Regions from separate parts of the Homo sapiens genome. Here region 1 is linked to region 2. The links are chromatin loops, found by intact Hi-C in ENCODE. Cell type or tissue: endothelial cell of umbilical vein. All regions are shown on one strand. Each heading gives the region's core, and the rest is flanking DNA. Links, peaks and the distances in the headings are about the cores only.

Region 1 (13,182 bases), core at 3,403-11,402, 230 kb before region 2:
AGAACTCTCCACCCCAAATTAACAGAAGATACATTCTTCTCAGCACCACACCGCACTTATTCCAAAATTGACCACACAGTTGGAAGTAAAGCACTCCTCAGCAAATGTAAAAGAACAGAAATTATAACAAACTGTCTCTCAGACCACAGTGCAATCAAACTAGAACTCAGGATTAAGAAACTCACTCAAAACTGCTCAACTACATGGAAACTGAACAACCTGCTCCTGAATGACTACTGGGTACATAACGAAATGAAGGCAGAAATAAAGATGTTCTTTGAAACCAACGAGAACAAAGACACAACATAACAGAATCTCTGGGACACATTCAAAGAAGTGTGTAGAGGGAAATTTATAGCACTAAATGCCCACAAGAGAAAGCAGGAAAGATCCAAAATTGATACCCCAACATCACAATTAAAAGAACTAGAGAAGCAAGAGCAAACACATTCAAAAGCTAGCAGAAGGCAAGAAATAACTAAGATCAGAGCAGAACTGAAGGAAATAAAGACACAAAAAAAACCTTCAAAAAATCAGTGAATCTAGGAGCTGGTTTTTTGAAAAGATCAACAAAATTGATAGACCGCTAGCAAGACTAATAAAGAAGAAAAGAGAGAATAATCAAATAGATGCAATAAAAAATGATAAAGGGGATCTCACCTCCGATCCCACAGAAATACAAACTACCATCAGAGAATACTATAAACACTTCTTCGCAAATAAACTATAAAATCTAGAAGAAATGGATAAATTCCTGGACACATACACCCTCCCAAGACTAAACCAGGAAGAAGTTGAATCTCTGAATAGACCAATAACAGGATCTGAAATTGAGGAAATAATTAATAGCTTACCAACCAAAAAAAGTCCAGGACCAGATGGATTCACAGCCGAATTCTACCAGAGGTACAAGGAGGAGATGGTACCATTCCTTCTGAAACTATTCCAATCAATAGAAAAAGAGGGAATCCTCCCTAACTAATTTTACGAGGCCAGCATCATCCTGATACCAAAACCTGGCAGAGACACAACAAAAAAAGAGAATTTTAGACCAATATCCTTGATGAACATCAATGCAAAAATCCTCAATAAAATACTGGCAAACCGAATCCAGCAGCGCATCAAAAAGCTTATCCACTGTGATCAAGTGGGCTTCATCCCTGGGATGCAAGGCTGGTTCAACATACGAAAATCAATAAACGTAATCCAGCATATAAACAGAACCAATGACAAAAACCATATGATTATCTCAACAGATGCAGAGAACGCCTTTGACAAAATTCAACAACGTTTCATGCTAAAAACTCTCAATAAATTATGTATTGATGGGACATATCTCAAAATAATAAGAGGTATCTATGACAAACCCACAGCCAATATCATACTAAATGGACAAAAACTGGAAGCATTCCCTTTGAAAACTGGCATAAGACAGGGATGCCCTCTCTCACCACTCCTATTCAACATAGTGTTGGAAGTTCTGGCCAGGGCAATCAGGCAGGAGAAGGAAATAAAGGGCATTCAATTAGGAAAGAGGAAGTCAAATTGTCCCTGTTTGCAGATGACACGATTGTATATCTAGAAAACCCCATTGTTTCAGCCCAAAATCTCCTTAAGCTGATAGGCAACTTCAGCAAAGTCTCAGGATACAAAATCAATGTGCAAAAATCACAAGCATTCTTATACACCAATAACAGACAGAGAGCCAAATCATGAGTGAACTCCCATTCACAATTGCTTCAAAGAGAATGAAATACCTAGGAATCCAACTTACAAGGGAAGTGAAGGACCTCTTCAAGGAGAACTACAAACCACTGCTCAATGAAATAAAAGAGGATACAAACAAATGGAAGAACATTCCATGCTCATGGGTAGGAAGAATCAATATCATGAAAATGGCCATACTGCCCAAGGTAATTTATAGATTCAATGCCATCCCCATCAAGCTACCAATGACTTTCTTCACAGAATTGGAAAAAACTACTTTAAAGTTCATATGGAACCAAAAAAGAGCCTGCATCGCCAAGTCAATCCTAAGCCAAAAGAACAAAGTTGGACGCATCACGCTACCTGACTTCAAACTATACTACAAGGCTACAGTAACCAAAACAGCATGGTACTGGTACAAAAACAGAGATACAGACCAATGGAACAGAACACAGCCCTCAGAAATAATGCCGCATATCTACAACCATCTGATCTTTGACAAACCTGACAAAAATAAGAAATGGGGAAACAATTCCCTATTTAATAAATGGTGCTGGGAAAACTGGCTAGCCATATGGAGAAAGCTGAAACTGGATCCCTTCCTTACACCTTATACAAAAATTAATTTAAGATGGATTAAAGACTTACATGTTAGACCTAAAGCCATAAAAACCCTAGAAGAATACTTAGGCAATACCATTCAGGACATAGGCATGGGCAAGGACTTCATGTCTAAAATACCAAAAGCAATGGCAACAAAAGCCAAAATTGACAAATGGGATCTAATTAAACTAAAGAGCTTCTGCACAGCAAAAGAAACTACCACCAGAGTGAAAAGGCAACCTACAGAACGGGAAAAAATTTTTGCAACCTACTCATCTGACAAAGGGCTAATATCCAGAATCTACAATGAACTCAAACAAATTTACAAGAAAAAAACAAACAACCCCATCAAAAAGTGGGTGAAGGATATGAACAGACACTTCTCAAAAGAAGACATTTATGTAGCCAAAAGACACATGAAAAAATGCTCACCATCACTGGCCATCAGAGAAATGCAAATCAAAACCACAATGAGATACCATCTCACACCAGTTAGAATGGTGATCATTAAAATGTCAGGAAACAACAGGTGCTGGAGAGGATGTGGAGAAATAGGAACACTTTTACACTGTTAGTGGGACTGTAAACTAGTTCGACCATTGTGGAAGTCAGTGTGGCGATTCCTCAGGGATCTAGAACTAGAAATACCATTTGACCCAGCAATCCCATTACTGGGTATATACCCAAAGGATTATAAATCATGCTGCTATAAAGACACAAGCACACGTATGTTTATTGCAGCACTATTCAATAGCAAAGACTTGGAAGCAACCCAAATGTCCATCAATGATAGACTGGATTAAGCAAATGTGGCACATATACACCATGGAATACTATGCAGCCATAAAAAAAGATGAGTTCATGTCCTTTGTAGGGACATGGATGAAGCTGGAAACCATCATTCTCAGCAAACTATCACAGGGACAAAAAACCAAACACCGCATGTTCTCACTCATAGGTGGGAATTGAACAATGAGAACACATGGACACAGGAAGGGGAACATCACACATCAGGGCCTGTTGTGGGGTGGGGGGAAGGGGGAAGGATAGCATTAGGAGATATACCTAATGTTAAATAACTAGTTAATGGGTGCAGCACACCACCATGGCACATGTATATATATGTAACTAACCTGTACATTGTGCACATGTACCCTAAAACTTAAAGTATAATAATAATAAAAAAGAAATATACTCACACACACACACAAAAACAGAAGAAAAATACTTGTCCCCAATGATGTATATCTCTATAATGACTGGAATTCTCATTTCTCCATCATTTTTTCTTCAGACACAGCTGAATAAAAACTCAGATATTTTTGTTCTTGATGAAGATCCAATTCGACCACTTCTTTTATGTATATTTCTCCCTTCTTTCCTCCATCCTCTCCTCCTTTCCTTCCTTCCTTTCCTGCTTGTTTCTTCCCTGTTTCCATTTATCCATCCATTTTATAAACATTGATTTTAGAGCCTATTATACATCAGAAACTATGTAGAAATGTGACCATAAGTTGCGTTCTATCTGGGTCGGATAATTAAGAAGCAGGTAAAATGCAGTGTAGTTAATTCTCAGGTAGAAGTGGGAGTGGAATATTACGGGACTAGAGTGAAGGACCATCATCCAGTCCGGGCTGGGTAGAAAACACCTTACAGACAGGCTCAGCATAGAGACTAGAAATCCTGGGCAGAGACTGCAGGAAACAGCCCAGGGCAAGTGGGTATATTTCATCCGCCACAAAACAGCCACCTAATCTGACTGATCCCTAAAAATATATACTTTTTGAACAACATAAGTAATACACAAATGCGTTTTTAGTATACAAATTCAATCAAAAACTCAGAATATGCAAGAACAGTTTTAAAGTTCATGTTTTCTTCACTGGAGCCCTTTCAATCTTTTCACTTATAATAATTTTTAACTATATGGCTATGTAGACGTTCATAAGTTTTCTAAGTATATACATACATACACACATATTGTCTATATATATATGTGTGTGTATATATATATGTATATATATATATATATATACACACACACACACACACACACACACCACATTGTCTGTATAAATAATAAAAAAGTTGGCCAGGTGCGGTGGGTCACACCTGTAACCCCAGCACTTTAGGAGGCTGAGGCAGGCGGATCATGATGTCAGAAGATCCAGACCATCCTGGGCAACATGGTGAAACCCCGTATCTACTAAAAATACAAAAATTAGCTGGGTGTGGTGGCGCGCACCTGTAGTCCCAGCTATTTGGTAGGCTGAGACAGGAGAATCGCTTGAACCCGGGAAGCAGAGGTTGCAGCAAGCCGAGATCACGCCACTGCATTCCAGCCTGGTGACAGAGTGAGACTCCATCTCAACAACAACAACAAAAAGCTTTCTAAATATATACATACATTATATATAAATAATAGAAAGGAAGTTAGATATATAGTGATATATGTATACATAGGCATACATTATATATGTGTATATGTACACATATATATGACTATACATATTCTGTAACTTCCTTTTTTATTGAAAATATCTTGGAATGCTTACATGGCCTATGCAGATATCATTCTTTTAAATACCTAAAGAGTATCATTTTTTGCATAGAAGTGATATGTATTCACGCATTTATAGTAAGAAAAACACCATTAACACTGAAAAATGTAAATCAAGGTTTCCCCAATCCTCCCCAAACTATTCATTCCTATCTTCATTCTTCATAGCTAATCTCTCTTAAGTCTTTGTATATTCTCCCAGAAATATTGTGTGTGTGTGTGTGTGTGTGTGTGTGTGTGTGTATGTGTGTGTGTGTGTGAGAGAGAGTATTCTCCATTTTTCCATAAGCTTAAAGCCAAGCTGTTCTCTGGTACCCAGGAGGACACAGGTTTTCCCTTTCCTGTGCTGCTTCTCCACCTGGCAAGATCTGTGTGTGAGGTGTATGGAGGTGGATCAGCTGTTCATCAAGCCATACTCAAGAATGTTCTGTTCAATGTAATGAGACCTCTGTAAATGCCAGTGTGAGAGGAATTATATTTCTGATGTGGAACATTCTTTTAATGGAGAAATGGGCTATGGGAAAAAGCAGAACATGCTCTTATTTCAAACATTGGGGAGAGAGATGGAAAATTTTTCTTGTAAATTATTCGCTATGTTAAACTAAGTCATTCAGAAAATGCATTTTAATAGGGCACATAAAATCAACAGGATCAGCAGGTAGAGCATCTATTTAAATTGCCACCTGCCACAAAGAAGCTAACACTGTATTCTCCAGCTGAAGATATTCAATTGTGTATGCTTTAGGGGTATGGGTGATTCTAGCTCCTGGTTGCATTATAATTTATAATAAATGAGGCATGAATTTATAGGGATTATTTATTTACTTTGAAGCAAATCTGTGATCCATGAATGACCCTATTACCAGTTAATAGGAGGAAAGAATTACTTGTTATTGGAATGAAATAAGAATAAGATCTAAACATGTAACATGCTTGACACGCATAGAGTCTTCAAAATATCTCCCCAAAAGGTTCATGTCAATAACATTCACCATAGGATACACAAAATATGAGCTCATTATCCATATATGAGAGAGGGAATAATGGATGTCTTCATATCTGACTTGTCCAATTTTACCTAAAATACTAGTGAGCAAGTGGGAACCAGGACACAGATCTTCTAATTCAGCCAAGCATAATTTTCGCCATAAAGATTCTTAAGTCTGTATTCAAATAATAATCATGCAAACTAATATTGGTGTAGCATTTTACATTTTAAAAAAGCAATTTTTCAGCAAACAATCAACATAATATCTTAGTTAAAAATGGTTGGGAGGCCGAGGTGGGCGGATCACAAGGTCAAGAGATCGAGACCATCCTGGCCAACATGGTGAAACCCCGTCTCTACTAAAAATACAAAAATTAGCTGGGCGTGGTGGCGTGTGCCTGTAGTCCCAGCTGTTCGGGAGGCTGAGGCAGGAGAATGGCTTGAACCCAGGAGGTGGAGGTTGCAGGGAGCCGAGATCGCACCACTGCACTCCTGCTTGGCGACAGAGCGAGACTCCATCTCAAAAGAAAAAAAAAAAGGTAATATTCACAGCATTTCTTCAGAACAATAAACTATGGACCAAGGAAATGAAAAAACTTGTTTCAGATCATACCCCTAAAAAGTGGCAGCATTCAAATAGCAGCACTTTGGTTAGCAAATCCCACTTTTCTCCCCGAAATTTTATGACACCATTACATCTAGAGTTGCGATGCATATATTACTGTATCTCCCTTACCTTATGAAATAGGGAAGCATGGAGATTCTCATCCTTATTTCCTAGAACAGAAACTTCAAAGTACCAATGATTTAAAGTTACAGTCACGCTAATGGGAGGATTAGCAGTTAGCACCCAATCAAGTACACTCAGCCCCTTTATGTGAGACAACCGTTTACCTAAACAATCACGATAGTTTGTGACTATCGTGAAACAATCCCAGTCGAAGAAGCGCAATGCTTCTGTCCCATTAATGTTAAGGAAAATCCTCTTCGACTGAAGGATTTGGGCGAGGTTTTCTCAGTTTGACCACATGGTGGCAGTATTACCATGCATTGAAAGACTTCCAGCCCCAGCAGTTCAGAATAAGAGTGCGCTGCCAATTGGCTCAGAAAAACATCCTTTTGTGTCCTCTTTGACTTCGAGATGTGCAAAAAAAGATAGCAAGCTGTGTGGTCTCTGAATAGAGAGCTCTGTTTCTTCTTTCCAGCTTACTAGAAGGATATGGGTGCCGAGTGAGAGGCAATACTACAGCAGCCTAATGAGCCAATTATTTTGTTTGGCACAAATATCACTAGGGACTTAGAGAAAGGTGCTTTCATACAAGAAGGAAAGCAAAACACAACTAACAACTACAATTTCAGGCAAATCATGGACTTAAAACGTGTCCCTGAGTTTAAGTTTTATTATCTTGTCTCTTTATGTGACTTTCCAACAAGGAGCAAAGAAATATTTGGTTTGGCATTTTTCATTTTTATTGGTGACTTCTTCAAATTGACACAAGTTGTATTTGTCTAGCAATAAATCCACAGTGCAGCCTGCTTGCCAATCTATGCATTCAAAATATTTCATCTTGATTATATATATCAGGTGCACCAAAGGGACTATCTCATTTAATCTTAAAGTAATTGTGTATAATAGGTGTCATTATTTTCATTTTACACAGGAAGAAAGTAAAGTAAAAAAAAAAATAAACTAACTTCAGCTCCCAAAGACAGTAAATACACAGAATCTGAACAATCTAATGCATAAACCCACAATTTTCCTCCCCATCACACTCATTTTACATTCAAAATAATTTCTCTCCCATTAAAAATTATTTTTTTATTATTCAAATGTATTTTTAAATTTTTAAGTAGAGAAGTTTCAAGAAAGAAACAAAAAATCATGCAGGCTTTTTTTTTTTTTTTTTTTTTTGACTGAGTCTCATTCTATCGCCCAGGCTGCAGTGCGGCGGCATGATCTCGGCTCACTGCAACCTCTGCCTTCCAGGCTCAAGGAGCTCAAGCAAATTCTCATGCCTCAGACTCTCAGACAGCTGGGATTTCAAGTGTGTGCCACCATACCCCGCTAATTTTTTGTATTTTTAGTAGAGACAGGGCTTCACAATGTTGCCCAGGCTAGTCTCAAACTCCTGAGCTGTGGCAATCCACCCACCTTGGCTTCCGAAAGTGCTGGGATTACAGGCATGAACCACTGCACCTAGCCCGTTTTTTCTTCTCTCTCTCTCTCTTTTTAACATAGATTCCATAGCAAGGATGTATTGTAATTAATTTGACAGATCCTAACGGTTTATTTCCTCTCTGTATGATCTTAACTAAGAAAATGTATGGTTAGTTTTCTTTTAATTTAAAAATGACATCATAGCACCACACCAACAGACTAAATATGGTTAAAGAGTGGTTGGACCAGAAAGAAACTAATACAATAAAAAGAAATACTGTTTTTATGGTTTTGAAAACTATCACATAACCGCACTGCCGATCACCTTAAGGCTGCAGCAAGGAGCACTTAGGGGGCCAGGGACAGAGCCCAGCTGAGATTAGAAGGGAAATCATCTTTCCCCTGGGTGTTCAAATCCTCCTTCACAGGAGGTGCTCTCTGGCAGGCATTTACCTAAGATAAATGATCCACATGCTCTAGGCTCATGGTCATAGGTTCATCTACACACTTGTTTCCACTAGCAACTTGTCCCTGATTTTCCATTCGTGATCCTTTCATTATTCCACCCAAACCATTTGCCACTGCCCAGAAGTGTGTGCACGGGTGTGTGTATGTGTGCATATGCCTGCATCTTAGCAGGCAACATCTCCCACCACACCAAGCTCATGACCAGGTGTTTAAAACTCTGCCCAGCCAAAGTATTCTATTTCATCATTGTCCTTTAATGGTGCTATAATAGAACAATAGTGCATTTTCAGCTAGCACCAACATCATGCCAGTCCATTGTGAACCAGGCCTGGGTCCTTTCCTCAGTTGTCAACTAATCACAGGAAATATCCCAGCAAGCCGCAGGTGTGTGTCAAGAGAGAGGTGTCAGAATAACATGGGAGTGAGTCTAGGCTACCTGTTTGCTGGTATCATTTCTGGATCTTCTTGAGCTCAATTCCTAATACACCATTTCCAGCATACATTCAGCTTACAATAGACAATTTGTCAGTGAGATGTCATCAATAGAGTAGACAGCATGAAGGTCTGATAACAGCAAGATGGTTGTGATCTCTACAAGCAATATTACAACAGAGTGCGGGAGAATTAACACAGCCCTAAGACATGGGAGTGTATGGTTACTGCTTTTCTGCTTTACAAAGGTGAAATGATTTGGATCCTCCTCCACTTATGTGGTGAAAAATAATGCATTTTCCAACTTAAAATATGCATTCCAAGCACCAGAAACTGTTTAGTCCTGCTGCAGTAACACACCACACCAAGCCCAGCAGCTGCTACTAGAGCAGTACCTTGTTAGCTTATGGTATCCACTGTCACCCTCTACAAACCCTCTGGTGTTGCAGGGTGCATACTGTTCAAAGCAGCAATGATGGAGCCCCTCACCTCTGAATCCTTTAAATCTTTGAGAGTGGCAGTGTTGTGTCTGATTGGCTACCTCAACCAGCATGGCACAGGGCAGTTTCATGAGTTTCGACTCAGTCTTTTGTACCACAGTGGTCTTTATACCACAGTTCAGAGAACCAATGTGAACTTTCTACTGGAAGCTAAGGATTTCTAACTCACTTGCATCCTGAATAATAACTGTAAGAAAGACTTAGGATCAAATTCCATTTATTGCCCTGTCTCCACTGGCTCCAACTCCAAATGGAAGACTCCTAGCATATCAGTACCACAGCTGGTAGGCTTGCAAAGTCTTACAGAGCAAAGTCATTTGAACTTCTTCACCTACCCAGGCGTTCTGACCCATTCCACAATGCGCTTCCAAGGAGGTTTTGGCATCTCCACCGCATTCATTCTGGTCCATCTTTATATTGAAGCTTCAGGTGCCAGTTCAGAAAACTCCAGGTATATTTTCCAGAACTTGAATCTAGCATCATGGATGAGTGCCTCAACATCAAGTATCTCCCCCATTGGCCAGGTGCGGTGGCTCATGCCTGTAATCCAAGCACTTTGGGAGGCCAAGGCGGGTGGATCACCTGAGCTTGGGAGTGCAAGACCAGCCTGACCAAGATGGAGAAACCCCGTCTCTACTAAAAATACAAAATTAGCTGGGCGTGGTGGCGCATGCCTGTAATCCCAGCTACTCGGGAGGCTGAGGCAGGAGAATTGCTTGAACCCAGGAGGTGGAGGTTGCAGTGAGCTATGATCATACCATTGCACTCCAGCCTGGGCAACGAGAGTGAAACCTCGTCTCAAAAACAAAAACAAAAACAAAAAAACAAAACATAAAAACCTTCCCCATTTAACAGTGTAGTGTACTTTGCCTGGTCCCCCACAGCCTCACATTTCACTCCCACAGTGATCCCCCAGTCCTCACCAGTGCCTATTAGTCAAGTTCTGCAATCCTTTGAGATGTAAGCCCTTTTATCCTGGAGCTGAGATAGTACTTCTCCATTCAGATATTGCTAAGTCCTGACCCTAGATATTGGCCTGGAGGGACTGAGGGGTGGCGGAGGCAGATCTTGAGAACAGAATAGCATTATGAGGCCCTGTCTCAGTGTAGATCCTCACATGGTCACCACGTAAGAGGCTGCTATCCTCCAGCAAGAGGAAGGTGACTGGGTCTTCTGGTAGTGGAAATTCAAGGGAATTTGCAGATTTAAGATTCTCAGGCTCCTGACTTTTTAATGATCACCATTCTAACTGGTGTGAGATGGTATCTCATTGTGGTTTTGATTTGCATTTCTCTGATGGCCAGTGATGATGAGCATTTTTTCATGTGTTTTTTGGCTGCATAAATGTTTTCTTTTGAGAATTGTCTGTTCAGAGGATGTGGAGAAATAGGAACACTTTTACACTGTTGGTGGGACTGTAAACTAGTTCAACCATTGTGGAAGTCAGTGTGGCGATTCCTCAGGGATCTAGAACTAGAAATACCATTTGACCCAGTCATCCCATTACTGGGTATATACCCAAAGGATTATAAATCATGCTGCTATAAAGACACATGCACACTTATGTTTATAGCAGCACTATTCACAATAGCAAAGACTTGGAACCAACCTAAATGTCCAACAATGATAGACTGGATTAAGAAAATGTGGCACATATACACCATGGAATACCATGCAGCCTTAAAAAATGATAAGTTCATGTCCTTTCTAGGGACATGGATGAAGCTGGAAATCATCATTCCCAGCAAACTATCGCAAGGACAAAAAACCAAACACCACATGTTCTCACTCGTAGGTGGGAATTGAACAATGAGAACACATGGACACAGGAAGGGGAACATCACACACCAGCGACTGTTGTGGGGTGGGGGGATGGGGGAGGGATAGCATTAGGAGATATACCTAATGCTAAATGACAAGATAATGGGTGCAGCCAACCAACATGGCACATGTATACATATGTAACAAACCTGAACGTTGTGCACATGTACCCTAAAACTTAAAGTATAATAATAATAAAATAAAATTTAAAAAAAAAAGATTCTCAGGCTCATCCACCCAAATATACCCTAGCCATTTCTCAGGCTCCCACTCTTTTTCTGTAAGGTCCTAAGTAGTGTGGCTGTGCATTCAGTCTCCTCTGTGGTTCTGCCACTCAGATTTTCTACATAATCTGCACCTTAACCATAAAAGGAATCATTGCTCTCCAAAGCAGCCATAAAGCCCCTCTGACCTTCATGGCATGCTTTGAGTTCACAGTTTACTGCTCTGATGCTATCATTTTCTTTTCCTAAGTATTACAATGCAGTTAACCCACTCCAATATCCTCCCAATTATCATTTTCCCCACACTATTTATTCAGCAGAGCCTTTGCACAAAATAACGCCCCACCTACTTCTTTCACATTATCGCAATTAATCAGAGGTAAAAACACCATTCATTATAATGCCTCTACATGCCAGGGGTTATTATCCCATTGTTTACAACCACCACGGGTCCCATATTGCATACAGACCATAAGCAGTTCATCCCCAAAACAGATCCTTGGGATCTGCTTTCTAGGGATTTTCCTGGACTCAACTTCCATAGCCTAGATTTCCACAGTATTGGAGGCAGAAGACTTCTGTGCGATTATTTACAGGAAATATATATGGGGACAGAGGATAAGATGGTAAAAGAAGAGATATTTAAGCAGATAATTAAAGATAACAATAAATTCTAGTGTGTGTGTGTGTGTGTGTGTGTGTGTTTATGTATATATGAACAGTACCTACTCTACAACCCATCTGAGAAGGTGGTTAATAATACTTGAAGAATGATGGATGTTTTCATGGAGAACTGAAAATAATACATGCAGTTACATAAAATAATAACATTCATTCTGCTTTCACTGTGTCTCAGGATCTATGCAAAGCCCTTATCTTTCATGATTTTAATAATCCCGTGATATAGGTAGTGCTGGCTCCATTTTAGAGATGAAAACACTAACAAAAGCTTAGAGAATTCCCACAGATGTTAAGTGGCAGAGCCAGGGTCACTGCTTCTAAGTATTATGCTATGCTTTTTCCTGAAGGACTTGACATTGGCCCATTTTTAAGAGATGAGGGGCTTTCTTGTCAATGACAGAAGGAGAACATATACCCTAGACAAAGAAGATAGGAAATGCAAAGGCAAGGAGAAGTGAAAGGACTATCATGCTTTAGATCGCAAGAAATTCAGCGTGAACTCAGATTCATCCAGAAGATAAACAGGATAGGAAAGGATGAGTTGGGAAAGAAAGGGTGAGAGTGTTTAGACTGTGAAATAAGTTGGTGGATTTTACAACAGTCCCATCAGGAGGTCATGAAACTCTAAAAGTGGATTATGACCCTGGAGATGAGCAAAGGGACATGAGAGCTTGTGTTCCTTCATTGCTGTTAAATTTAATTCCCTCTTCCCTGGCCCTGAGTGCCAGATACCCCACTTAGCTCCATATGGCTCTGGAAAAATCACTCAACCTCCCCACCCTCAGTTTCTCTAGATATAACATAAGAAAAAATAATAGCTGTTACCTATGGGCCTTGTTGGATTGTTATAAAGGTTACATGAGATCATGCAAGTACAGTACCCAACACCCACATCGAATTTATGTGAATTCAACTGTAAGCTCTTGTCCAGAGATAGAGATAAAAAGAAAGAAAGGGAAGAAATAACAGTTCAACAGTGTGTGAAATTCCACTTTCAATAATTGGTTGCTTGCCTCGGTGAGAAGGGAGGTGTGAAGCTG
Region 2 (13,182 bases), core at 2,689-10,688:
TGCTAAAAACACAGAAATGATTAGAAAGGTTGAAGTTATTAGAGTGGAAAAAATCAAAAACTGTAACAGAAATGAAGAATGTCTTTGATGAGCTCAATAATGGACTGGACACAGCCAAGGAAACAAATAAGTGAACTTGAAGACACATCAACAGAAACTTCTTATGCTAAAATACATAGAGAACAAAAAATTTAAAAAAACAAAAAAAGGAACATCTAAGAACTGTGGGAAAGTTTCAAAAGATATAACATATCCAAAACTGAAATACCAGAAGAGAGAATGGAGCAGAAAAAATATTTAATGTAATAATGGCCAAAAACTTTCCAAAATTAATGACAGATATCAAATCAGATCCAGGAGCTCAGAGAACAAGCAGGATATATATATATACTGCTCCCACTCTCACCCTTCAGGTAGTCCACAGTGTCTATTTCTATCTTCTTTATGTCCATGAGTATCCAATGCTTAGCTCTCACAAATGAGAACATGCAGTATTTTGTTTTCTGCTCCTGTGTTAATTTGCTTAGAATAGTAGCCTCCAGCTCCATCCATGTTACTGCAATGGACATGATTTTGCTCTTTTAGATAGCTGTGTAGTATTTCATGGGGCATATGTACCACATTTTTTTATCCTGTTCACCACTGATGAGCAACTAGGTTGGTTCCATGTCATTTTCTATTGGAATAGTGCTACAAGGAGCATGAGTGTATGTATCTTTTGGTAGAATAATTTATTTTCTTTTGGATATATACCCAGTAATGGGATTCCTGAGTTAAATGGTAGTTCTGTTTTAAATTCATTGAGAAATCTCTAAACTTCTTCCCACAGTGGCTGAACTAATTTACTTTCCCACCAATAGTGTGTAAGCATTTCCTTTTCTCTGCAACCTCACAAGTGTCTACTGTTTTCTGACTTTTTAATGATAGCCATTCTGACTGGTGTTAGATGCTATCTTACTGTGGTTTTGATTTGCATTTCTCTGATGATTGGTGATGATGATTTTCACATGTTTATTGACTGCTCATATGTCTACTTTTAAGGAGTGTCTGTTCATATCTTTTGCCCATTTTTTAATGGGGGTATTTGCTTTTTGCTTGTTGAATTAAGTTCCTTATGAATTCTGAATATTAGACCTTTCTTGGATGCATAGTTTACAAATATTTTCTCTCATTCTGTAGATTGTCTTTTTACTCTGTTCATAGTCTCTTTTTCTGTGTAGAAACTTTAGTTTCATTAGGTCCCCCTTTTCAATTTTTTTTTTTTGCAATTGCTTTTGAGGACTTAGTCATAAATTCTTTCCCAATGCCGATATTCATATTAGTATTTCCTAGGTTTTCTTCCAGAATTCTTATCGTTTGAGGTCTTACATTTAAACCTTTAATCCACATTGAGTTAATTTTTGTATATGGTGAAATATAGTGGTCCAGTTTCATTCTTCTGCATATGGCTAGCTAGTTATCTCAGCACTATTTATTGAATAATGAATCCTTTTTCCATTGCTTATTTTTGTTGACTTTGTTGAAGATCAGATGGCTGTAAGTTTGTAGCTTTATTTCTGGGTTCTTTGTTCTGTTCCATTGGTTTATATGTCTGTTTTTGTACCAGTATCATGCTGTTTTGATTACTGTAGCTTAATTATATAGTTTGAAGATGGGTAACGTGATGCCTTCAGCTATGCTCTTTTTGCCTAGGATTGCTTTGACTATTCAGGCTCTTTTGGGGTTCCATATGAATTTTAGAATTTTTTTTCTAGTTCTGTGAGAGAAATGATGTTGGTAGTTTGATAGGAACAGTGTTGAATCTGTAGATTGCTCTGGGCAGTATGGCAATTTTAATGATATTGATTTTTCCAATCCATGGGCATGGAATGTTTTATCCATTTGTTTTTCTCACCTACGATTTCCTTCGCAGTGTTTTATAGCCCTCCTTGTATAAAGTTTTTACCTCCTTTGTTAGATGTATTCCTAGGTATTTTTAGTGGGGTATGGCTATTGTAAATGGGATTGCATTTTTTATTTTGCTCTACTCTTGAACATTATTCATGTATAGAAATGTTGCTGAATTGTGTACATTGATTTTGCATCCTGAAACATTACTGCAGTCATTTATCAGTTCAAGGAGCCTTTTGGCATAATCCTTAAGGTTTCTAGGTACAGAATCTTATTGTCCAAAAACAGAGGTAGTTTGAATTCTTTTTCTATTTGGATGACTTTTATTTCTTCCCCTTGCCTGATTTCTCTGGCTAGTCTTTCCAGTGCTATGTTGAGTAGGATTGGTGAAAGTGGGCATCCCTGTTTTATTCCAGTTCTCAAGGGAAAGGCTTCCAGTCTTGCCCATATAGCATGATGTTAGCTGTGGGTGTGCCATAGATGGCTCTTATCATTTTGAGGTATGTTCCCTCAATGCCTAGTTTCTTGAGGGTTTTACCTTGAAGCGATGTTGGATTTTATTGAAAGCTTTTTCCATATCTGTTGAGATAGTCTTGTGGTTTTTGTTTTTAATTCTCTTTACATAGTGAATCACATTTATTGATTTGTATATGTTGAACCAACCTTGCATCCAAGAAATCAAACCTACTTTACTATGGTGAATTAACCATAGTTAATCATGTGCTGTCAGATGCAGTTTGCTACTACTTTGTTGAGGATTTTTTGCATCTATGTTCCTCAGGGATATTGGCCTGTAATTTTCTATTTTAACTGTGCCTTTGCCAAGTTTTGGTATCAGGATGATAACAGCTATATCTAAAGGTATGTAAGATTATGGTAGACTTATTGAATGTTAACATTTCAGTATTTCAAATCTGAGTAAATCCTCTGTCACATTTTGCAGTTTGTGTATATCAGATGTGGAAGAAAATTTATTACAAATTCAAATTGCACAAGAACTTTATGGACATTCTCATATTCTGATTCATAGACAGGGAGTCCTGGAACCACTAGCAGTGTCCAAGACTACTATGTCTTCTAGGATTATGAGACTGCAGCTCCTTAACATACATACTTAACATACATCAGGAGCTGGATTTTAGCCCAAATGGCAGGCAAGAGACAAACGATACTCTCCTAGAATCCACAGAAGAGAAATGAACAGAACACAGAGCCTATGCAGAAACCAGCTTCATAGAATGAGTTAGGTAGGATGCCCTCCTCCTCAGTTTTTTAGAATAGTTTCAGTAGAATTGGTACCAGCTCTTCTTTGTATGTTAGGTGGAATCCAGCTGTGAATTCGTCAGGTCTGTGGCTTTTTTTTGTTGTTGTTGTTGTTGTTAGGTTTTTTATTACTGTTTCCATTTCAGAACTCATTATTGGTCTCTTGCGGGTTTTGATTTCTTTCTAATTCAATCTTGGGAGATTATGTGTTTCTAGGAATTTATCTATTTCTTTCAGATTTTCTAGTTTGTGTGCACAGAGATGTTCATAATAGTCTCTAGGATTATTTTTATATTTCTGTGGGATCAGTTGTAATGTCACGTTTGTCATTTCTAATTGGATCTTCTCTCTTTTTTTCATTGTTACTCTAGCTAGCAGTCTACTGATCTTGTTTATCCTTTCAAAAAAGCAGGTTTTGGTTTCTTTGATCCTTTGTATTCAGTTTGGGGGTCTCAATTCTGTTCAGCTTTGCTCTGATTTTAGCTATTTCTTTCCTTCTACCAGCTTTGCGGTTGGCTCATTATTTTTTAGTTTCTCTAGGTATGATGTTAGATCATTAATTCAAGATCTTTCTAAGTTTTTTAGGTAGGCATTTACTGATACAAACTTTCCTCTTAACACTGCTTTTGCTGCAGCTAAGAGACTTTGGTATGTTTTGTCGCTGTCGCCTTTTATTTCAAAGAATTTGTTGATGCCTTCTTTAATTTCATTGTTTACCCAAAGTCATTGAGAAGCAAGTTGTTTAATTTCCACGTAATTGTGTGTTTTTGAGAAATCTTCTTGGTATTAATTTCTGTTTTTATTTCACTGTGGTTTAAGAGTATGGTTGGTATGATTTCAAATTTTTTTTAATTTATTGAAACTTGCTTTCTGGCAAACCATGTGATGATCTTGAAGTATGTTCCATATGCAGATGCAAAGAAAGTATGATCTGTGGTTGATGGGTGGAGGGTTCTGTAGATGCCTGTGAGATCCAACTAGTCAAGTGTCAAATTTAAGTCCAGAATTTACTTGCTAGTTTTCTGCCTGAATGATCTAATGTGTCAGTGGTGTGCTGTAGTCCCTGACTATTATTCTGTGGTTGTCTAAGTCTTTTGTAGATAGATAACTACTTGTTTTACGAATCTGGTTGCTCCAACATTGGGTGTGTGTATACATATATATATGTACATATCTGTGTGTGTATATATATGTGTGTGTATATACACATGTATACACATATATACACGTATATGTGTATATATGTGTGTATATATGTGTATATATACGCATATGTGTATATATACGTATATACATATATACGCACACATATATACACATATATACGTATATATACACATACGTATATATAGATATATACATATATACGTGTATATATACGTATACATATATACGTATATATAGATATATACGTATATACGTGTATATATGTATACATATACACATATATATACACGTATATACGTATATATACGTGTATAAATACACGTATATATACATATAAGTGTACATATGTGTATACACATATATACATATATACATATATACACATATATATGCACATATATACACATACATATATACATATATACACCTATATATACATATATACATATATGTGTGTATATATACACACATATATGTATATATACACATATATACGTATATGTGTGTATATATACGTATATAGACATATATACACATATATACATATATACACATATACATATATATGCACATATATACACACATATATACATATACACACATATACGTATATACATATATGTGTATATACGTATATATGTGTGTATATATACAGTATATATACACATATACACATACGTATGTGTACACATATACACATACGTATGTGTACACATATACACATACGTATGTGTACACATATACACATACGTATGTGTACACATATACACATACGTATGTGTACACATATACACATACAGATATACATATATACACATATATACACATACAGATATACATATATACACATATATACACATATTATACACCTATATATGTGTATATACGTATATATATACACACCTATATAGGTGTATATATATACGCATATATACATAGAGCATATGCAGAACAGAACACAGAGCATATGCAGAAACCAGCTTCATAGAATGAGTTAGGTAGGATGCCCTCCTCCTCAATTTTTTATGTGTGTGTGTGTGTGTGTGTGTGTGTGTGTGTATATATGTGTGTGTGTGTGTGTGTGTATATACATGTAGGATAGTTAAGTCTTCCTGTTGAATTGAACCTTTTATCATTATGCAATGCCCTTCTTTGCCCTTTTTTTAATGTTGTTTGTTTAAAATCTGTTTTATTTGACATGAGAATAGTGACCCCTGCTCTTTATTCTTTTCTGTTTTCTTGTTAGAGCTTTCTCTGATCCTTTGCTTTGAGCCTATGGATGTGGTTACATGCTGATACATGTGAGATGGGTCTCTTAAAGACAGCAGATGGATAACTTGTTTTTTATCCAACTTGCAACTCTGTTCCTTTTAAGTGAGGTGTTTAGGCCATTTACATTCAAAATTAATATTGATATGTGAGGTTTTAATAATATCATGAAGTTGATAGCTATTTGCTTTGCAGTTTCTATTATGTGGTTGCTTTATAAGGTCTGTGGGCTATGTAGTGCTTAAGTATGTTTTTGTGGTAGCAAGTATAGTTCTTTCATTTCCATGTTTGGAACTCCTTCAAGGATTTCTTGTAAGGCTGGTCTAGTGGTAAAGAATTTCCTTAGTGCTTGCTTTCCTGGAAAATATTTTATTTCTCCTCCATTTACGAAGCTTAGTTTGGTGGGATATGAAATTCTTAGAATTTCTTTTCTTTATGAATGCTGAAAATAGGCCCCTAGCCTCTCCTGGCTTGTAAGGTTTCTGCTGAGAATTCTTCTGTTAGCCTGATGTACTTTCCACTGTTATGTGATCTGACCTTCTTCTCTAGCTGCCTTTAAGATATGTTTCTTTAGCAATGACCTTGGAGAGTCTGTTCTGGTGGTGTTTGTTCTGTACGGTGTCTCTCTGGTGTTGTCTGGATTTCTCGTATCTGGATATCTACCTCTCTAGAAGATTAATGTTTGGTTTTTATTAGTTCCTCAAATATGTTTTTCATATTGTTTACTTTTTATCTCTCAGGAATGCCAATATCCTGTAGGTTTGGTCACTTTACATAATCCCATATTTCTCGAAGATTTTGTTTTCTTTTCAAATTCTTTTTTCTCTATTTTTGTCTGACTCAGTACGTTCAAAAGACTGGTCTTCGAGCTCTGAAATTCTTTCTTCTGCTTGGTCCAGTATATGGATAAAGCTTTCAAATGTATTTTGAAATTCCTCAAGTGAGTTTTTCGGTTTTAGAAACTATGATTGATTTCTTTCTAAGATGTTCATCACTTCCTTCATTTCCTGGATTGCTTTAAAGGTTTCCTTTTCTTGATTTTCAACCTTGTCTTGGATCTCACTGAGCTTCCTTGAAATCCATTCTTTGCTTTATTTATCTGTCACTTCTGGGTTTCCATTATGTTTAGGGACCATTGCTGGAGAGCTAATGTGATCCTTTGTTGCTGTAACTACATTCAGATTTTTCATGGTGCCAGAACTCTTGTGCTGGTTCCTTCTCATGTGGAGACACTGGCACATCTAATTTTTATATTGTTTTCATGCAGGTAGAATTTTTGTTTCTTTCCCCATAATATTATTTTTTTGTTCTTCTTTCTTTTTACCTTTTCTCATCTCTCTAGGGAGTGTGACTGTAGAGAATGCTAGGTATGCTCTTTTGGCTTTTCTTCTCTAGCCCTATGCACTTCTGTCGGACAGTTTTATTATATATTGGGCTGTGCAGTTTAACCTACAAGCCAGTAGATGGCACTTATGGGTAAGAGCAGGCTGCAGCCATGTATGTATGTATGTATGTATGTATGTATGTATGTATGTGTGTGTGTGTGTGTGTGTGTGTGTGTGTGTATATATGATCCTTGTTTTCTGGGAGAAGTTCTCTGTTGCTTCAGACAATGCTGATTCATAGAGTGCACAATGGTCCAAACTCCCTGCTTAGCCTTGGAGAGTGGGAGCCACAATGAGCAAGACAGGATCGGGCAGGTCTGAGTACCAGTCCCCTGATGGCAGACACAAGCACTAGTGCTGAAGGAGAATCCAGTGGATGGCCACCAAGCACCCAGAGGTGTGCCTAAGCATGGAGCTGGAAAACCAACTTTGTGCCAGAATTGTTGTGCTGTTTTATTCTCATCTGAAGATTTTGGCACTTCTAAGTCTTGTAATTGTTTCATGCAGGTAGAATTTGTTCTTTTTATTTCTTTATCTGGCATGAGACTGGGAAACCTCCTTGGCCTGAAGTTCTCTACGTGGGGATGGGGGTGGCCTAAACTCCTAATTCAAGAAAGTGGGTCATCCAGATGCCTGGGCATAGAGTAGAATGGGCCCTCCTGCATCAGGATCTCTGCACAGGAAGGATAGGGCAGCTCAGTCTGCTGATCTAGGTGAGCTGGTGCTCCAAATGCCTGGGAATCTGCCTGGGGGTGGAGAGGGTCTCACTGGACCATGAGCTATGTCCAGGAACGGTGGGATGGCTCAGGCTGCTGAAACAGAAGTGTGCATGGTCTGAATGCCTGGAGGTCTACCCAGGCATAAGGGAGAGAGGGCCTCCCTGTATCAGGATCTTTTTATCATCGAGACTCCATCATGGAGCCTGTTTGCCCACATTCTTCTCCCTGGAATCTAGCGTACCCTCATGACTCCAGTGGATTCCTGTTTTCTTTCTTGAATTAAAGCTCACAGAGTTTATCTTTGTGCACTATCTTGCTATTTCCAAGTGGCTGAGGCATGCTGAAAGCCTCTAATTCAGCACCTTGGGGATAAAACCTTCTAGATTATCTTAAAATGTAAATTGGAAACTCTAGGGTAACCATTACAATAATTTCTTAAAAAAGCATAATCAATTGCTGAGAAAGAAGATACAACCAAATTATATAAAATACTCAGTTAAAACAAGATGAAACAGAAATGGTGGGGGAAATGGAAATGGTGTTCAAGGAACACTTAGAAACAAGAACAACCAAACATGGAATATAAAAATCCACCTAATCCATCAAACTTTTAAATAAAGGGTTTAAATATATTAATTAAAAGACAGATTGCCAAAATGGTTTTAAAAAACAATATCCACTCTAAGAGATGTATGAGGAAACCATTTTAAATAAAAAGACTCAGATAGATTAAAAAAAAGAGAGAGAAAGTCATACTATGCTAACAAAAATCAGAAGAAAGCTTGAGTAGCTATATTAACTTCAGACAAAGTAGACATCAAAACAAGGAATATTATCAGAGACAAAGAGAGGCCTTACATAATGATAAAGAAATCAATTATCTGAAAACAACATTACATTTCTAAAAGTGTTTGCACCTAACAGCACAGTGTCAAAACAAAAGAGGTAAAAATTGATAGAATTGAAAAGAGAAAGAGACAAATCTAATATTATGGTTAGAAATTTCAACATCTCTCTTGTAGTAGTTGATAGATCAAGCAGGCAGAAAGTCAGCAAGAAATTAGTTAGAATGGCACTATCAATCAACTTGATCTAATTGGCATTTACATTTATAGAATGTTTCATCCAATGACAACAAAATGGATATTGTTCCCATATATAATATTCACCAGAAGACCACAACCTAGTCCAAAACTACACCTTAACATCTTCAAAAAAAAATGGAAGTCATACCAGAAATAAAATATGTTTTTAGACAACAGAAAAATTAAAATTGAAACCTACAATAGAAAGAAAGCTGAAAAATCCCCAAATATTTAGAAATTAAACAACATGCTTCTAAATAACCCAAAGGTCAAAGAATAAATCACAGTGAAATTAGAAAACATTTTCAACTGAATAAAAATAAAAATATAACAAATCAAAATTTATCAGAAACAACTAGAACAGTACTGGAAGGAATCATTATAACATTAAACATGTATATTAGAAAAGAAGAATGATTTAAAATCAATGCCATAAATTTCTACCTTAGGAAACTAGATAAAAAAGAGCAATTAAAGCCTAAAGAAAAAAGAAGAAAATAAATAATAAAAAAATTGAAATACTTACATGCAAATCTAACCAAATATGGACAGAAATTTTATGCAGATATCTATAAAACAATGATCAAAGAAATATGAGAATATCTAAATTAATGGAGAGATAATCCATGCTTGTGCATTGGAAGAATAAATGCATTTGAAATGTTATTTCTTCCCAATTTGATCTATTGATTCATAATAATCCCATCAAAAATCCAAAAAGCTCTTTTTAAAAATATTGACAAGCTTATTCTAAAGTTTATAGAGAAAGGGAAAAAAATCTGGAATAGCCAACACAATACTAAAGAAGAACAGAGTTGGAGGATTCCCATTACTCTACTTCAAGACTCAATATAAGACTACAATAATCAAGACAATGTGACATGAGTAAAAGGATAAATACATATATCATTGGAAAATAATAGATACATATATTGGAAAATAATAGATACATATATCATTGGAAAAGAACCTGGGAAAGAACATAAACAAATATAATCAACTGATCTTTAACAAAGGAACACAGGCAATTTGGTAAAAAAATAAAAACAAAAAAATAAAAAAGTATAGGATAGTCTTTTCAACAAACGGTGCTTGAAAAGTTGGACATTCATATGCAAAAAGAAAGTACTAGACACAGACCTTACATGTTTCAGAAAATTTAACTCAAAATAGATTATAAACCTAAATGTAAAATTAGAATTATAAAATTTCCAGAGGAAAATCTAGGTGAACTTAGGTTTAGTGATTATGTTATAGACACAACATCAAAATCACAATTCATGAAAGAAAAAGAAATTGGACTTAATTAAAATTTAACATTTCTGATATGCAAAATATACTGTAAGAGAATAAAAAGATAAGCAACAGATTGGGGAAAAAATTGGAAAACTCATATCTGATAAAGGACATCTATCCAAAATATACAAAGCACACTTAAAACTCAACATTAAGTAAACAACCTGATTAAATAATGGGTCACAGACCTTAACAAACATCTCATGAAAGATAAACAAATGGCAAGTAAGCTTATGAAAAGATGCTCCAAATTATATGTCATCAAGAATTGTTAATTAAACAATAATGAGATACTATTATATGCATATTAGAATGGCAAAAGTTCATAGAACTGACAATGCTAATTACTGATTAGGATGTAGAACAACAGGAACTTTCATTCATTGTTGATGGGAATGAAAAATAGTGCAGCCACTTTGGAAGACAGTTTAGCAGTTTCTTGCAAAACTGAGTTTTCTACAAAGTCTTATCATCTGTATTAGACCGTTTCACACTGCTGGTAAAGATATACTGGAGACCGGGCCATTTACAAAAGAGGTTTAATGGACTCACAGTTCCACATGGCTGGGGAGACCTCACAATCATGTGAAGGGCAAATCTCATATGGTGGCAGACAAGAGAAGAGAACTTGTGCCGGGAAGCTCCCCTTTATAAAACCATCAGATTTCATGAGACTTATTCGCTATCATGAGAACAGCACAGGAAAGACCTGCCACCATGATTCAATTACCTCCCACTGGGTCCCTCCCATGACACGTGGGAATCGTAGGAGCCACAGTTCAAGATGAGATTTGGGTAGGGACACAGCCAAACCATATCACCATCCATCCAGCAATCATGCTTCTAAATATTTACCCAAATAAGTTGAAAGACTATGTCTGCACAAAAATTTGCACAAGATGTCTTTTAAAGGTGAATAAATAAACAAACTATGGTAGACCCATACAATGGAATATTATTCAGTGATAGAAAGAAATGAGCTTTCAAGTCACAAGAAGACAAGGATGAACCTTATATGTATAATGCTAAGTAAAAAAAAAAGCCAATGGGGAAAGACTACATACTGTATGATTCCAATTCTATGACATGCTGGAAAAAGCAAAGCTATAGAGGTGGTAAAAAGGTCAGATTTCAGAGAGAAGATGGGAAAGGTAAGGGTTGTGTAGGTGAAGCATGAAAGATGGGATCTTTTTTAGGGCAGTGGAACTATTCTGAATGACACTGTGATGACGGATACATTATACTCTTGTGTCAAAAATCCATTGAATTTCAAAACACAGTGAACATCAATAATTGTAATTTTTAACTAAATATTTTGGAATCCAAGAATGGAATCTGGAATTTAGGAAAACATTATGACAGTACTACAAGTGTACAAAACAACTTCGCTGAAGGACATGAAAGAATAAAGGTGGTAATCTAAACAACTTTAGAAATGTGTGAAGTCTGTAAGAGCAAAGGCAAAAGAAATTATATCTAGGTATTGTAGTCTAATGAATAAAGTTGTTTACCACAGAGGTATTGACTTACAATTCTTATACAATTATAAATGTAAACAGAAATTAAACAATTAGGTAGATGGATGGAAGATAGTGGGAGCCACTTCATACTGTTGGAGTTAGAGGTTACAAATTAGCAAGAGACAGTCTAGAGTAATCTGTGTGCTTACATTTTAGGGCTGGAGACATCGGTAACAACTCTGTTTAGCTTAACACAAATAGTTCCACATAGAAATATTTATAGATATAAGAGTATAGACTGGTTCTTATGTATGAATATATCCTTAGTCTGTCAGCTGATAGGGCCTAAAGTGACAACACCCCAGTAGCAATGAACAAGCCTAGTACCTAGATCTTGGGGTTAGTATCATTCTTCAGCACTTCTTTTTGTAGAAATGCCTGATTCTAGGACTGGGAAAGGAAATACAGAAAATGAGACTGGAGCATCCTGTAGTGCCAGAAAGTAAGGAAATGCTCAAATTTTAATTAGTTAATTATGAGAATATGTCAAAAGGGCACAAAAGTCACTTGAAAGAGTTCCTAATGGCCAAAACTGGAAAAGTTTGTATAACAAAATAAATTAAGTAATAGATGAAATCTGCTATGGCTTCAATGTTTGTCATTTCCAAAAGTCATGATGAAATTTTGTTGCCATTGTAACAGTATTAAAAAATGGGATCTTTAAAAGGCGATTAACCAATGAGGGCACCACCCTCGTGGATAGGATTGATGTTGTTATGAAAGGGTGTTTGCATCCCTTTTTCCCCCTCTCTCTTGCCCTCTCTTGCTGTTCTACCATGTGATGACACAGTGAGAAGGCCCTCACCAGATGCTAGCACCTTGATATTGGACTTCCCAGCCTCCAGAATTGTGAGTCAATAAATTTCTGTTAATCATAAATTACCCAGTCTTGGGCATTCTATAATAGCAGTACAAAGCAAACTAAGATATAGCTCAAAGTATAAAATAAATATTGATAGGCCAGACGCAGTGGCTCATACCTGTAATCCCACCGCTTTGGGAGGCCGAGGTGGGCAGATCATGAAGTCAGGAGTTCGAGACCAGACTGACCAACAGCGTGAAACCCCGTCTCTACTAAAAATAAAAAAATTAGCTGGGTATGGTGGTGCGCACCTGTAATCCCAGCTACTCAGGAGGCGGAGGCAGAAGAATCGCTTGAACCCAGGAGACAGAGGTTGCAGTGAGCCAAGATCGCGCCATTGCACTCCAGCCTGGGTGACAGAGTGAGACTCCATCTCAAGAAAATTAATTAATTAATTAATTAAATATTGATGAATCAATACAAATACAAATAAATTTTTGAATGACTAAATAGATTTGGAGAAGACAAAATCTCCCATGTGGAATTCTGAATAATTTATGTAGATACTCTCTCCTTCAGGAAACAAAACAGTTCCCCATTCCTTCAGTGTAGGCTCCATGTGTTGATATATTTTCAAAGAACACAATATGAAAAACAGAAGGAAGAAAAGTTACTTTACAATGAAGAAACCTAACAAAAAATACTCAACCAGGTGATAAAAGTTAACATCAAAAATAGTCACATTTATAGTAAGTACTCTTGATACGACATGATAAAAATGTCCCT

Evidence for each region. Hi-C counts contacts between places; a loop is a spot of excess contacts. Peaks named below come from ENCODE experiments on the same cell type or tissue, not always from the same donor. Only the 100,000 strongest peaks of a DNase experiment are listed, where the experiment ranks them.
Region 1: a loop joins it to region 2, with 5 times the contacts of the local background. A loop is called at or near these places in 5 of 110 quality-filtered maps.

What each region holds. Positions count from the first base shown.
Region 1 is chr4:18,587,443-18,600,624 of GRCh38, reverse strand. All of the region lies in intron 1 of LOC105374510 (a long non-coding RNA gene), which reads right to left. Among named protein-coding and RNA genes, the nearest start is that of LCORL, 570 kb to the right of the region's middle. In endothelial cell of umbilical vein, for the core only: a CTCF peak has its summit at 6,881 (motif pointing right); a DNase peak (open chromatin) is centred at 6,914.
Region 2 is chr4:18,361,068-18,374,249 of GRCh38, reverse strand. No RefSeq gene overlaps it. Among named protein-coding and RNA genes, the nearest start is that of LCORL, 350 kb to the right of the region's middle. RefSeq lists an enhancer at 6,910-6,969. In endothelial cell of umbilical vein, for the core only: a CTCF peak has its summit at 7,063 (motif pointing right); a DNase peak (open chromatin) is centred at 7,059.